2 separate regions of the Homo sapiens genome follow, and region 1 is linked to region 2. Evidence: read pairs that join two places in POLR2A ChIA-PET (ENCODE). Cell type or tissue: Caco-2. All regions are shown on one strand. Each heading gives the region's core, and the rest is flanking DNA. Links, peaks and the distances in the headings are about the cores only.

Region 1 (6,933 bases), core at 1,238-5,237, 61 kb before region 2:
GACCCCACTCACCCAACTCCTAAGATCTTATTTGGAAGCTGCTGATTAACAGCTTCAGGTGTTATCTATCTATTAGGACACAGCTTTCCCTGGCACCAGCTGCAATCAATTATTTTAAAGCAACAGTTTAGCAACTGCCTGATTATCACCTGGTGATTGTCTGACATTCCTGGTTTGGGGGAGGGCCTCTCCTGCCCTGCTCATGTCTGCCTAACTACCTACAGTATCAAAATGAGCAAGAGAGACCAGTTCTCAAAACAAAGAGTTTACTTGCTAATAGCCAAGGAATTGCAATCTGGGATGCATGTGCTTTTGTGGACCATAAGCATATTTGAGGGGTTGGGGCAAGAGGAAGCTTTTGAAGGCAAAAAAGAGTAAGTGCATGTAAGATATTTTGAAACATAAATTACTGTTCACAGGGGCTTATTGCAGGCAGTGTTTGTTCATTGGTGGTGCTGGCTGTTGCTAGCAGAGGTGTAACTGAACTCAGGTCTGGGCCACTTGTAGCTTGAAAGGCAAAAACTCAAGAGACAAGCTTTGGTGAAAGGAAAGTTAGCTTTATTCAAGAAGCCAGCAACCCAGGGAAGGCAGTGAACTAGGGTTCAAAGATCACCTTTCTGAGTCATGCTTCTAAATCAGGGGTTTTTAAGGGAAATTAGGGAGAATAATGAAAACATTCTTGTGAAACGTGGGCATTCTCAGGTGGGCATTTAATCCTTGCCTTCTTGGTCAATGCTTTGTGGCCTTCTGTGGGTATGGTCAGGCCGGCCAATTCATTCCCAGAGCTGTTGGTTGGCACATTTTAAAAAATCTCTGTTGAAGGTCCTCTTTTTCTGAGGCTGTTTTTAGTGAATAATCTAAAGACTCAAGCAAAGCAATAATTGTATTCAAGCAAGCAAGCTTTCCTCTAACATGGAGTCAGTACTGTTACAGAGGCTCTTCATAGAAGAGCCCCTTCTTCCATGGAAGTGACTTAACTGAAAGTTCTGATAGGGAAAGTCACCTGCTTATGTCACAGCTCTGCACTGGCCCACCCCACTTGCCCCTGCAGTGACTTAGGTCACCACTGTGCAGGCCTGGCTTAAGTCAACCCATGCCACCCCCTTGGGTTGTCAGCCTTAGAAAGACTGGCTTCCTAAAAGAAAACATTTTATTTGAGAATAGCAAAAGATTGCAACCAAAGGTATGCATGTATGATATTGTGAAATATACATATTTAGGCTTTGTCTCCATTTTGGGGGCTCAGAAACAGATATCCCCAAAATATGGCGCTTTGACATGCAGAAATGAAGAAGCTGCAAGGTCTCTCTGACCTTCCCCACCTCATGTCTCCCAATTCTCTGTCTCTCCCAAAGCACAGGATAAAGTTGTTCTCTGAAGCTCCCTTATCTGCCTAAAGAAGGAAACAATTATCTCTGGTCCCTTCCCTGAGTTTTTATTAACTGAATTCATATTGCAGGGAGAAAGTCTGAAGTCAGTCCACCTGGACAGATGTCACAAACCACCGTCTACCCTCTGAGCCCAACAGACTTCGTGGAGGCCATTGTATGTTCTTCAAGCCCATTGAACTCCCCTAAAAATCATTTACTGAGCTCCTAAAATCATTTATGCTTCCCCATCTCCCTTGCCCTTAAGGGCAAGTAACCATCTGTACCCCACTCAGTGGTGGGGTAGTCACTCTGAGATTTTCTCCCATCATATTAATAAATTTGTGTGTCATATATATTCATCGCTGTTTTGTCAGATGATTTTCAGCAAATCTTGAGGGTGAAAGGTCTTTCCTGGCATACAACACCTGAAGTCCTTGAAATCTCTATAAGTAAGTGATTTTTTGTATGCTAATGAGTTGGCTGGTGGCTGGCAGCCCCTAGGTAGCTTCAGAATGGGGCTGGTCACTGAAAAGATCAAGGCAGGATTGGAATTTTCAGCCTCATCCCCACCTCCCCATGTCTGGGGAGGGGAAAGGGACTGAAGGTTAAACTGAGTACCTATGGCCAGTGATTTAGTCAATCATGCCTAAGTAATGAAGCCTCCATAAACACCCCAAAAAGACTAGGTTTGGAGAGCTTGGGTAGCTGAACACGTGGAGGTTCATGGAGGGTGGCTGACCCACAGAAAGCGTGGAGCTTTCAGCCCCATAACTCGCCCTGTGCATCCGTTCATCTGTATGCTTTATAATAAACCAGGAAACCTAAGTGTTTGAATTCTGTGAGCTGCTCTAGCAAATTAATCAAATCCAAAGGGGGTCCTAGGATCCATACTTTATAGCTGGTAGGCCAGAATACAGCTAAAGCAACCTGGGGCTTGTGATTGGCATTCAAGTAGAGTCGAACTGAACAAAGGAAACCGAGCTGCTATCCGCTGCAGAACTGATTGCTTGCTTAGTGTGTGGGGAGAAATCCCCATCTGGTGTCAGAAGCATGTTGTGATAGCCAATGATTAAAGATTTTTTTTTTAAAAAAGTGTGTTCTGAGAGTATAATGTGAAAAACTCTTTGTTTTAATCCACTCAGCATCTACGAAAGTCATAGCCCACCTGAGGAAAATCAGGACAAAAGGGAGTTTTTAAAGACAAAGAGAAATCCCTGCAAACTGCTTTGAAACTGTCAACCTAAAAAAAAAAGTAGAGAAAATTATCTCTAAATATGTTGAGTTTACTTGGGAATGAGAAGAAATGAGGATTATAATTCAGAATGCACAGAAGAGTGTGTTAAAGTGAACTAAATATGGCCTGAGGGCTCTATACTTCTATATTTAAGTTTTTGTGGATGAACTGCAACCTAGCTTAATAGGTAGACAAGATCGAAAACTTAGGAGTATGTGCCTGTAACAATAGCTAAGTCTGGGCCAATCCCAGATGCCATACTTCAACCATTCATACCCTGCTGAGTGTTCAAACTGTGTTCAAATAAGGCAAAGGCTAACCTGTAACCAATCCAACCGTTCTGTACCTCACTTTCGATTTGTGTACGTCATTTCCCTTTTTTTGTCTATAAATCTTCTTCCACCATGTGGCTGCACTGGAGTCTCTGTGAATCTGCTGTGATTCTGGGGGCTGCCCAATTCACAAATCATTCATTGCTCAGTTAAACTCCTTTAAATTTAATTTGGCTGAAGTTTTTCTTTTATCAGGTTGTGTCAGAAGTGGGATTCGAGGTAGAGCCTCTAGCAACCCCCAGGAGTGCTGAGTGAATATGCATGGTACCTGCAGGACCCACTTGTGTCCACTGATCTCTTGGAGCAGCTGAGGATTGTGGGTAAGCTCTCAGATTTCAGAGCTCCACAGATTTGTGTTTTGAGCTCTCTGAGTTTCTTTGAGCAAATTCCTGATTCAAACTGGGTTTGGAAGTCATGACACAAACTGGGCTGGGTACAGGAATGGATTTGATCCGGGAATTAACTGGCTTTGATCCAGTTAGAGGCCTTTTACATATGACTGAGTCAGAAACAAACTGGTAGTAAGCAGTAATATTGCAGGGGTTATAAAATTTGGCTTTTGAAAATTCACAGGAATTTTTGTGTTCTACCCCTTTGTTTCATTTTTCTTGCGCACTTAAGTAGGAAAAATCATTGGCTAAGTTAATTAAGAGAACCTGAGAATAAAGCCAATATTTTAGTTAAAAATAGGATTCTTAATTTCTGGAAAACTGAGTTCCTTCTGGATTACACATTAGGCCTAGGAGGCAGCAAAGTCTCACAGAAATGGCAAAATCTTACTAAAGATAACTTACAGTGGAATGTTCTGAATGAGCAACACATTGAAGTACATTTTAAAATGAGGGCTCTCAGTAAAGTCCCTTTTGGCTAAGAACGGGTTAGGCACTATGGAATGTTAACTGCTATTCTCTTTGGAATAATTTGCCTTGTACTCTTTGCTGATGGTTGTGGGTGACAAGATTAGGCATGTATGTACAGGATAGTGGCACATAGGGAGATTTTTCCTCCCAAATGGGGAAACTTGAGAGCTGATGGGACTGCTGGAAAAGACATCTTTGCTACTGACATTCGGCCGCCTGAACTTTGCAGTATTGCTGCAAAGAGTCGGTCTTGCTCTGGCCTTCCTGAGCTCTTCACCTTCCCCATCCTGCCATGGGTAATACTTTTATTTCTCTACCTTTCCTTTCCTATCTTTTCTGTTACTCAGGGAAACCATCTTGCCCAGAGACCATATGTTGAAACTCCTAGTCAGAGGTTGGATTAAAGACAATGGGGCCCATCTGGGGGCAAATTTAAGTCTTGCCAGTTTGATATTGGCTGCTAAGCAGAGTGGCTAATGTCTGTGTTTTATCACACATATTTTGCTCTGGCCAGAATGAAAAAAGAAAATTTTCCTTTGTGTTGTGTCTTGGCCCCCAGGACTATGGTGCAGCCAGCTGGGTCATTAGGGCCACTCAGGGAAAGAGAACCCAGAAGCCTGGTATGCCGGCAAAAGGGTAAGAATTTCTTACCAGTCAGACTTCTGATCTCTCTCTCTCTCTCTGTGCAAACTCATTGAATGAATGGTAAAAATCACTGTTTATCTCCTCTGTAAATTTTGATTAATGGAAGAAAGGATTTGTGAGGCTGGTCTTAAACTGTAGCAAATCTGGTGTGCTTTGCGTGTCTTTCTGTGTTGTTCTGTCATAAAGAGGGGTACCTTAGGATAGAACACAGGCTTAGGACGCCCATAAGCCCACTTTACAAGATGGCTCAGCAAATTGGTCAGTTATGTCCTTGGGAGCTTGACCTTGTAATTATGTGGCCATGCTTTCTCTTTTCAGAATGGCGGCCCGGGTTCAGGGTTCAATCCCTAGATTAAGGGATGAACCTTTCTGATTAATATTTGGGTGACCTTTGCCATTTTTAAATTCTCTTCCCCTCCACCAACTGTCTTGAATTTTCCCTTCTCAGAGCACCTATGAGGTTACTTTTGGTAAAGTTTAAAAGCCAGAAATATCAGCCATTTGGCCTGGCTAAAGTCAGGTAATAAGAAATTTTAGAAAGACTTTATTAAAGAGTTCTATGGTTAAAAGTCAGCTTAATTAAAAGCAGATATTCAGGCTCTAACAGCCTGGAGCTCCTTGGGAAAAACAGGAGGCACCAGAGACCCTTTCCTGGCCCTGTTCCTCCGAGGACTCCGCCCTAAAGTGAATAATCCAATTAAGAAACTTAAAAACTGGGAAAAAATCTTACAACTACTGTAGTAATCTTCTTCAGTCTGTCTGTGTAGTTATATATGTGTTGTTGTGTGTGTAATGTTTATATAAAAGAGCTCTAATTGGCTTAAACAAAAATAAGCACTTAAATATTTTAAAATAAAAACTGTAATGCCTTTTATTCATGTAACTTTAGTAATCTTTGGAAAATAAAAACAGCTTAAAAATTATTGATAAAATAGGCCAGGTGGCGCGGTGGCTCACGCCTGTAATCCCAGCACTTTGGGAGGCCAAGAGGGGCGGATCACGAGGTCAGGAGATTGAGACCATCCTGGCTAACATGGTGAAACCCCATCTCTACTAAAAATACAAAAAATTAGCTAGGCATGGTGGCAGGCCTGTAGTCCCAGCTACTTGGGAAGCTGAGGCAGGAGAATGGCGTGAACCGGGGAGGCAGAGCTTGCAGTGAGCCCAGATCATGCCACTGCACTCCAGCCTGGACAACAGAGCGAGACTCTGCCTCCAAGAAAAAAAATTATTAATAAAATGAAGACATTTATTTTAGCCTAAAATTTATGTATTTAGTGTTTAGTCTAAATTATGCAGGTCAGATATTTATTATTTAGTATTTAGTCTAAATTATGCAGGTCAGATATTAGGTTTCCTTAATGCCTTAAGGTCATATACTGCTTTGACTTTTGAAAATTGTTCAAATAATTTTGGAGACATTAAATTCTAAATAAGGCCTGGGAATATGTGGAATTAGCCATGCCCCCTAGCTATGAAAAGAAGTTTGTAAAGAAAAGAGACTTTATATAAGAAAGGGTCTTGTAAGCTAAATTCTTATCCTGAAGTAAAATGACTGGTTATTTAAAAGAGGGATGTTTAAGACAAGTCAGAAAATCCAAGCATGTCATAGATGCTCTGTGTAAGTTGTGAAAGGATTCGTAAAAGAAAATTTATGCACCAAAAGTGAAAGTTGCTAAGAATTACCATTATAACATGTAATTGAAACTACTGAAAAAAATAGGTTTTACGAGGTGTGTAAGGAAAATGAAATGTGTTTTTGGTTAAGAGATTATAAGAGGGCATGGGAATATAAATTTTTGCCTACTTTAGAGGGTTAAGGGATTGTTTTAAATTAAATTAAATTAAAGGTTTAAAGAAATCGTGGAAGGTTTGTAAAAATTAACCTTGTAAAAGAAATTCTATGTGTGAAAATATTGACTAAATTTAAAGGGGTATTATTTGTTTTTTCCCTAAATTGAACGTCAAAATAAAAGTACAACAGGGTTTTCTTAAAGCACTAATCTGCTTTTTAACAAAAATTTGTAAAGGGTTATAAAAGGTTTATGAAAATCTCACCTTATGGTCAAACTGATTAAGATTGGATACATTTGTCTATGAGGTTATATTAAAAACTGTGGTTGACATTAATAGTACACTAATGCAAGGGTGAAATTTGGCTTTCTCTGTTGAACAAAATTTTCATGTAATATTGAAAGATAATGAAAGATTTTGTTTGCCTTTTAAATACACTACTAAAAAAAAGGGGAGGGGGGAATACACAAGACAGATTATTTGGAAAGGTAAGTCTTCTTTCTATTAATGAGTAAAAGGTTTTTGCCTTTTGAAAAATGTTTGAGTCATCATTTTGGCTAAATGAATGACTTATGGTAAACCGGAATTCTAGTTCATAATATCAAATGTTTTAAACCTTTAACATTTTTTTTTTGAGATGGAGTTGCGATCTTGTTGCCCAGGCTGGAGTGCAATGGCACGATCTCAGCTCACCGCAA
Region 2 (7,343 bases), core at 3,344-7,343:
AAGGGCCAGGGCTGGCAGGGCCCCGGGGCACACCAAGCCCAGGCTCAGCACTGGGGACGGGCACTGGGCAGTCAGTAAGTAGGGCCTCACCCCCACCCCATGTCGGGCATGGGGACCTGGAGCTGGCCTTGCACCTGCCTGCTGCGGTCCCAGCGTCCTGGGGAGGCCAGGCTGGCAGCCTCCAGGATCCTCCTTGAAGGGAGGAAACTGAGGCCCCAGGATCCTGAAAGTAGGTGTCAGGAGGGGAGTGTCAGAGAGAGGAGGAGTGCCCAAGTTGGGGGCTGGCCACACCCCTCCAGGACTTCAAAGCATGGAGGGTGAGATGTGCAGGGGGCTGGGCAGGGGAGCCCTGGTGGGGTGGGGCCCCACTACCTCCGGGCCTTTTATATGGTTATTCCTGTCCTGTCTCAACTACCTGCGAACAGGCCCACCAGGCGCATTTCCTCCCTCTGCAGGGCGGGTGGGCAGGATGGGCTATAAACGCCCTGGGGGGTGGCTTCTGAGACTGACTTGGAGGCCTGCAGGCTCCGGGGGGGTTGGGGGCTGGGGCTCCCGGGGTGATGCCTGCCCTTGGCAGGTGAGGGAGGCCATGCACCAGGTGCAGCAGCCCAAGCCAGCAGGCCCGTGGGAGGGAAGACCTCCCTTGGCTCACTGCCTTTTACATAGAAAAGAAACTGAGGCCCAGGCAGGAGTGGGCCTTGCTCCTACACAGGGTGAGTTGAGCGTTTCACCTCCCAGCCCCCATTGCCTATAAACTGGGGTGTGTCCTATGGCCCCAGGGGCTGCAGACCAGCCGACCCCCATTCCTCAGAAACACATCCAGAACCTCTTGTGGGGTCACCCTCTGTCTGTGCTAGGGCCACAGTGGGGATGGGGACAGCTGAGACCATCTTCACAGTGGTCCTTCACACCTGGCCTGCAAGGGGACCTTCGGCTCTCCACCCAGATGGCCCCCTGGGTCTCCAGCAGACTGTGTGTCCTCAGGCCAGCACCATCTCCTCTCTGGGCCCCAGCAGCGGAGATAGAGCCTGGGTGCTGGGGATCTCTCTGGGGCCTACCTCAGCTTTGAGCCCCGAGTTGGCCCTGGCCTGGATCTGGGTGTGGGCTCTTGCCCCGGCCTATGCTGACTGCTCAGGTCCCTGCAACCTGGCAGCCATGCCCATGATCTCGTGCCCTCTGCCTGCCCAGCCGCCTCCCGGCTGGGTCAGTGTCTGTCATCTGCAATGCCCCTGGCACTGGGGCCCAGTAGGTGCTAATTAGGGTGGCTGTGACCTGGGTCCCGACTAAGAGGCACTGTGCCCATGGGCTGGGGCTGACCAGGGGCTCCTGTGGGGCACTGCCCTCCCCCAAGGACTGACCCTTTATGGCTATTGCTCAGGAAGGCCTGGCGGGTTGAGCGGGCTTGGGGTCCCCCCACTGGTGATGCACCACAGGGGTCCTATGCCCTTAGTCACTGGCTCCCTCTTTGTAGACGGTAGCACAGCTGCCCTTGGTGCCCCCCGGGAATTCCAGTGGCCCTGCCTATGGAGGGTCAGGGCTGCCCTGGAGCAGTGGGTGACCCACCTGGGATGGGTGTCACGGCCCCAGCCAATGAGGCCATGGCTGGGAGTGATATTGGGGTGCCCACCAGACCTTGGGGGTGCATGGAAGCTGAGGCACAGTTTTGGGAGGCAAAGGAGAGGGGTGCCTGACCTCCAGAGTCCTGGACCGGGTCCCTTCTCCCTTGGCCCTGACAGGCCCTGGGTAGCTCTGTGCTCCCATGGCTGGTGGCTCTGGAGAAACACTCCCTCCCTACAACCACCCCAGCAGCCACACTTCAGCCCTCATCCCCTCCTGGGCCTGGCCTCCTTGACTGTCCTCGGGTGGGAGCCTCTGCTTCATGAGGTTCTGCAAGGCTGCTGCAGGCAGGGGTTGGGCAGCAGCCAGACCTGGGCAGAAGCCCTGTGCAGCCAGCAGGGTATGGTAGAGGGCGGTATGCTCTCTTGCTCCGTGGGTGCTGTGAGGCTTCACTATGCCAGCACTGTGAGGAGGCCCTGGGCAGTGAGTGGGGTGGAAAGACCTGACCTGGGGTGGGGAGGAGCAGGGCTCTGGTGGGGGCCGGGCTGGATCTGTAGCCTTAGGGAGGTGGATGAGGCACAGGACCAGGGGGACCTAGGAAGTGGATAGTGAGGGGCAGGTGGGGGGTTTGGGAAGGCCAGGCTTCTAGTGGACCCGTCACAAAGGTCAGGAGCAAGGGCTCTAGCTTGAAAATGGTGCCCAGAGAGGGTGGCCAGGCCCAGTGTGGCCTAGAGAGGGTGTCCTGCTGGGCAGCCGTGAGGGCACCTTGGGGTGAGGGTGTGGGGAGGGAGGTCAGCAGTCCCTCAGGCCCCTCTGCCCAGCCTTAGCTGCATGCCCTGGGCCTGTGCCCTCAGGGTCCAGGACAGCAGGTGCGTGGCAGGGTCAGGGGACACTGTTCCTGGAGGGGTTATGCTCCTGCCTGGGGCTGGCCCTTCTCTGGCTCTTGAGGCCTGGGGATTGTGTTCCCATGACCTCCATGCCTAGGACGCTGGTGCACCCACCCCACTCCTGGGGCTGCCTTGACCCCCCTTCCTACCATGGGGCACACTGGGGGATGGCCAGCCATTCCTGTTCTATGAAGGCCTGGCTCCCCGCCGGCGTGCACATGGCTTGAGTATGGTGGCTGTGTTGGGCCCGGCCTGCAGGCAGGTACACTGGCTGCTCCTGGCTGCCCCATCTCCATAGCTTCTTCCCTTGGCATTCACTGCCCTGAAGGTCTGGCTGAGCATCCAGTCAGGGCCCAGAGATGGGCATGGGGACTGGACAGGCATGGGAGGGCAGAGAGTGGAGCAGAGATCCTTGGTGGGGCTGGGACGGGGAAGGCATGGCCTTGAGACAGCCCTTGGGCTCCTGCTGCCTGTTTCCAGAGGCACACCCAGCACCCCTAGTAAGGCCTCATGAGGGCTCCTGTCGGCAGGATGGCTCACCTGTTCCAGGGGCTCTCCCTGCCTTCCTTGGCTGGGGAAAGGAGATGGGGGCTCGCACAGGGGGCACCCCTGTGCACAGCCCCACGAGGTGAGGATCCCAGAGGAACTCCTGATGGCCAGTCCCATCCCAAGGTCCTGCTGGGATCCAGCTGATCCTATACCACCAGGCCACTGTCCCCAAACCTAGAGAGGGGGCACATCCATAGCTGGTGCTAAGGTATCAGCTGAGTGAGTACAGGCTCTGCGGGAGGGGAGGTGGTGGGCGTCTTGCTGCTCTACTGACTTGTTGGGGGCTCGGCCAACCCCCTTACCTTAGGGCTGCCTACCTGGGGCCTCCAGGTGCCTGCTGCTCTCTCCCTGTCAGAGGCTCTACTCTGCTCCAGGCCTTGGTGCCAGTGGCCGTTCCCTCATTTCCTCAGCTTGGCTATCCTTATTCCTTCCCCATGGAATTCCAGCTCTGGAGGTCCCCTGCCCATCACGGCCCTGGGGCATCCCCCTGCCCCCGGACCCAGGCCCTGAGCCCCTGAGTGGGCATCTTCTCTACTCTTTCAACACCGTGCTGACCCACCACCAAACATCCAGCCCAGACCACAGCCTTGATGGCTTGTTTCTCTTTTTTCACTTTTCCCATTGTTTGAAACCCACAAGCTATGACTAAAACAATTTCTTTCATAGAAAGAAAAGGGAAAAAAAACACAACACATCTATTCGTCTAACTCCGTTGGACAGTGGATATAGCAGCATCAGATATAACATTAAAACCAAAAACGCAGAATTTGAGGCAGAGGATGGCGGTGTGCCCTCTTTTGGGCTCTTGGGGCGCCCCGCCTGGCCGCTTCTTCTCCCCGCACCTTGAGGGTGGGAGCCGGTTCACAGTGGCAGAGGCTGAGGGGCGCTGGCCATGAGGCAACCAGGGATATGGGCCGGGTGGGTTCAGCGGCCTCCCCATTCATTCCCGGGCCAGGCGGATGAGTCAGGAGGGGCCGGGCCATTGGCTCCAGGAAAGCGGACCATTTCTCCAGTCCCGCCATGAGGGGCCAGGAAGGGGGCCGGCCCATCTCAGGGCTGTGGGACCTTCGCGAGCAGCACAGTCGGGGGGTTGATGCCCCCCAAACCTCCCGAACGCCCCCAAATGAGACCAGCAGCTCTGGGCAGCCTGGGGGGCTGGACCTCTCTTCCTACCTTTCCCTTAAGGGGCTGTGGACAGGCGGAGGAAAGGGAGGGACGGGACGAGAGGCTTCTATCTCTCCTGTAGCTGGATGGAGTGCAGGTGGGGAGACCCGAGGGCAGGGAGGAGGGGCTGGGCAGCTGCAAAGAAGGGGGCGCAGCTGAGCAGAGCAGAGACGGGCGGGGCCTGGGGCGCAGCAGGCCAGTTCCCTGGCAGGAGTACCTGACGGTGTGGGAGCCCGGGCAGGGCGGGCCTCTTTGGGAGGGCCTCGGTCGCTTGCCTCTGCGAAGTCCCTGTCCTCTCCCAGGACTAAGCTTGGTCTTGGGGTTGGGGGCTGGGAGGCCCTTCAGGCTTTCCCCAGGTAGGGCCCCTGGTCAGGTGGGTGGTCAAACCCCAGGCTGAGGAAGGGGTGGCACAGGCGTCGGCGCGCCTGGAGCATTCCAAAGCCAGGCGCTTGGAGAGGGGCCCTCGGATCCCAGGGGCACGGGTTGGGGACCCGACTCGCTTCATGGAACCTTCCCAGCTCGACGCAGGGGTGGATGGAACCTTACAGGGGGTTGGGGATGAGGTGGCTGGTGGGCTGAATTTCCTGCTCTGGAGCCGGGATTCCTGCAGAAGCCACGCCTTAATCAGGAGGGCGGTTCCCAGGGAAGAGTCCCACCCGCGGAGAGAAGCCCCGCCCCATTGGAGCCTGGTCCCAGAGAAGCCCCACCCACAGGAAGGAGCCTATGCAGGCCACGCCCACCCAGAGCCACAGCCCCCGTGGAAGGGGCCTTGCCCTGGTCAGGAGAAGCTCTGCCCCATCCAGGAAGAAGCCTCATCCACCATAAAACCCCACTCCTAAGGAGGCGCTCCGCCCTCAGGGAGCAGCCTACCCCAGAGCCGTGCCCCATCCTAGAGCCCCGCCTCCTTCAGGAGGAGCCCCGCCTGCAGGTAGAAGCCTACCTAGTGCCCCGCCCACCCAGAGCCACGCCCTTACTGGGAGGGGCCTCGCCCCCGCAGGAGAAGCCCTGTCCCACCCAAGAGAAGCCCCGCCCAATCTGTAGCCCCGCCTCTGTCCAGGGGAGCCCCGTCCCCAGGGAGAAGCCAACGCAGAGCCCCTCCCCATCCTGGAGCTCCGCCTCATTCAGGAGCAGCCCAGCCACCAGAGAGGAGACACTAGCTCCAGGGAGGAGCCCTGCCTTCAGGTAGGAGTTCTGCCCCCAGGTAGGAGCCCCACCCCCAGGGAGGAGTCCCGCCCCCAGGGAGGAGTACTGCCCCGTTTAGGTGGGAGTCCTGCTCCACCCAGGGAAAAGCCCACCCTCAGGCAGGGCCCGCCCCGTCCAGGGGGAGCCGCGGCCGGTGCCTACTTGCAGGTGTGCACGTCGTAGACGCGCGTGCACTCCTGGCAGCTGACGTAGCAGCACCAGTGGAACACGCAGCGGCACTTCTCCCGGCGCCGCTCCGCTCGCGCGTTGTGGCCGCGGCCGCAGCACAGCAGGTCGCAGCCGTCGATGCCGTGCGAGCTGACGTTGCAGGTGCGGTCGCGCGTGCCGAAGGAGCCCGTCTCAGGGTTGGGCTCGCAGAAGTTGGGCGAGGCCTCGTAGTAGACCAGGTCGCGCTCCGTGGGCACCTTGAAGTAGGTGTAGCGCGGCCGCAGGGTCTCCACCCAGCCGCGGGACTCCCGGTGCTTCTCCACCACCATCTCCGAGGCGCTGTCGTACTTGTCCTTGAGGAAGTCACCGATGGCGCGGAAGTCGGGTTGCGACCACCAGCATGTCTTCACCTCGCAGCTGCCCGACAGCCCGTGGCACTTGCACTTGAGGTGCATGTGGCTGGCGATGGCCTGCGGGGCACGCGCAGGAGCCAGCGTCAGGGCGGCCCCCTGGTGCGTCTCCCCGAGGAAACAGCATTACATGTCGCCTGCAGCCTACCTGCTCCATAAAGCCCCCGGGCAGAGGGGGCAGACTCCCAGGCAGGGCCCCAGGGCCACCCCCTTCCTATGGTGCAGATACTGGTGCCTGCTCCCTTGCCAGACCCAAGCCTTCCCAGGTCAGGGCTTGGGGGGCTCCCCTCTTCCCGTCTCCTAGCTGAGTACTTCTACACTGTCTAGGGTGGAGCGAATGAAGGACAGAGCTGCAGCGTGGGATGCCATACACGAAGAGCCACAGCAGTCAGAGTGCAGGGATGCAGGGGGATAGGCGTTCCTTCTGACCCTGAGGACTCAGGCACGCTGCCCAGAGGTGTATACGGCTGGGTGGAAAGGCACGAGTCCTGAGCATGAGTAAAGAGAGTGGCCCAGGAAGCTGGTCACTGTATGGGGACTGCAGAGGAAGAGGAAGGCAATGTTGGGACATAAGGCTGTTGGGGGACCGGGCAGGACCTCGCTGAGGAGCGAACGGTTTCCCCTATGGGCAGTGTAGAACTCAGCTTCTTTTCCCTTCTTTCTTTGGGGAAGGGGTAGGGGTGAGCGTGAAGGGGCATGTGAACATCAGAACAGTCTAGGTGGCACTGCACTGTGGCAGCCACTGGACAGACAGGAGCCCATGAGGCATGGCAGTGTGAATTCAGAAATGCTATACGTGCCAACTGCATGCTGGATTCCCAAGACTTAGTGTAAGAAAAGGATGAGAAACAGCTCATTCATAATTTTAATACTGACTACATTATTGAAATGATAGCATGTTGGCTATCCTGAGTTAAATCAAATTTGGTATTAAAATTTGTTTCTGGCCGGGCATGGTGGCTCATGCCTGTAATCCCAGCACTTTGGGAGGCCAAGGCGGGTGGCTCACTTGAGGCAAAGCCACGTGTCTATTAAAAATACAAAAATTAGGCGTGGTGGCGGGAACCTGTGATCCCAGCTACTTGGGAGGCAGAGGCAGAATTGCTTGAGCCAGGAGGGGGAGGCAGCAGTGAGCGGAGATTGCGCCACTGCACTCCATCCAGCCTGGGCTACAGGGCGAGAGTCTGTCTCAAACCAAACCAAACCAAATCAAAACCAAAAAAACTTGTTTTACCTGTTTACTCTTTAAATGTGGCTACTAGAAAATTTATAATGATCTTTGTGTCATTTGTGGGACAAATTATAATAATCTATGAGCCATTTGTGGCTCCCATTCTATTTCTATTGGACAGTTCTAATCTAAGGCTTCAACTGGGCTCTGGGTCCCAATCCTGCCTCCTCCTCGTCCCCTTCTGGCTCTTTCTTG

Evidence for each region. ChIA-PET counts read pairs that join two places held together with the same protein. Peaks named below come from ENCODE experiments on the same cell type or tissue, not always from the same donor. Only the 100,000 strongest peaks of a DNase experiment are listed, where the experiment ranks them.
Region 1: POLR2A ChIA-PET joins it to region 2 with 5 read pairs; 3 of 35 experiments call an interaction of 5 or more read pairs at or near these places.

Annotation. Positions count from the first base shown.
Region 1 is chr1:228,117,381-228,124,313 of GRCh38, reverse strand. No RefSeq gene overlaps it. Among named protein-coding and RNA genes, the nearest start is that of MRPL55, 12 kb to the right of the region's middle. In Caco-2, for the core only: no CTCF peak of the experiment used is centred there; no DNase peak of the experiment used is centred there.
Region 2 is chr1:228,057,620-228,064,962 of GRCh38, reverse strand. WNT3A (Wnt family member 3A) reads right to left here. Exons shown (of 4, transcript NM_033131.4): 4 at 3,692-5,977. The coding sequence ends at 5,498. Among named protein-coding and RNA genes, the nearest start is that of LINC02809, 15 kb to the left of the region's middle. RefSeq lists an enhancer at 124-1,097. In Caco-2, for the core only: no CTCF peak of the experiment used is centred there; DNase peaks (open chromatin) are centred at 4,400 and 5,102; H3K4me3 peaks cover 2,214 bases; H3K27me3 peaks cover 127 bases.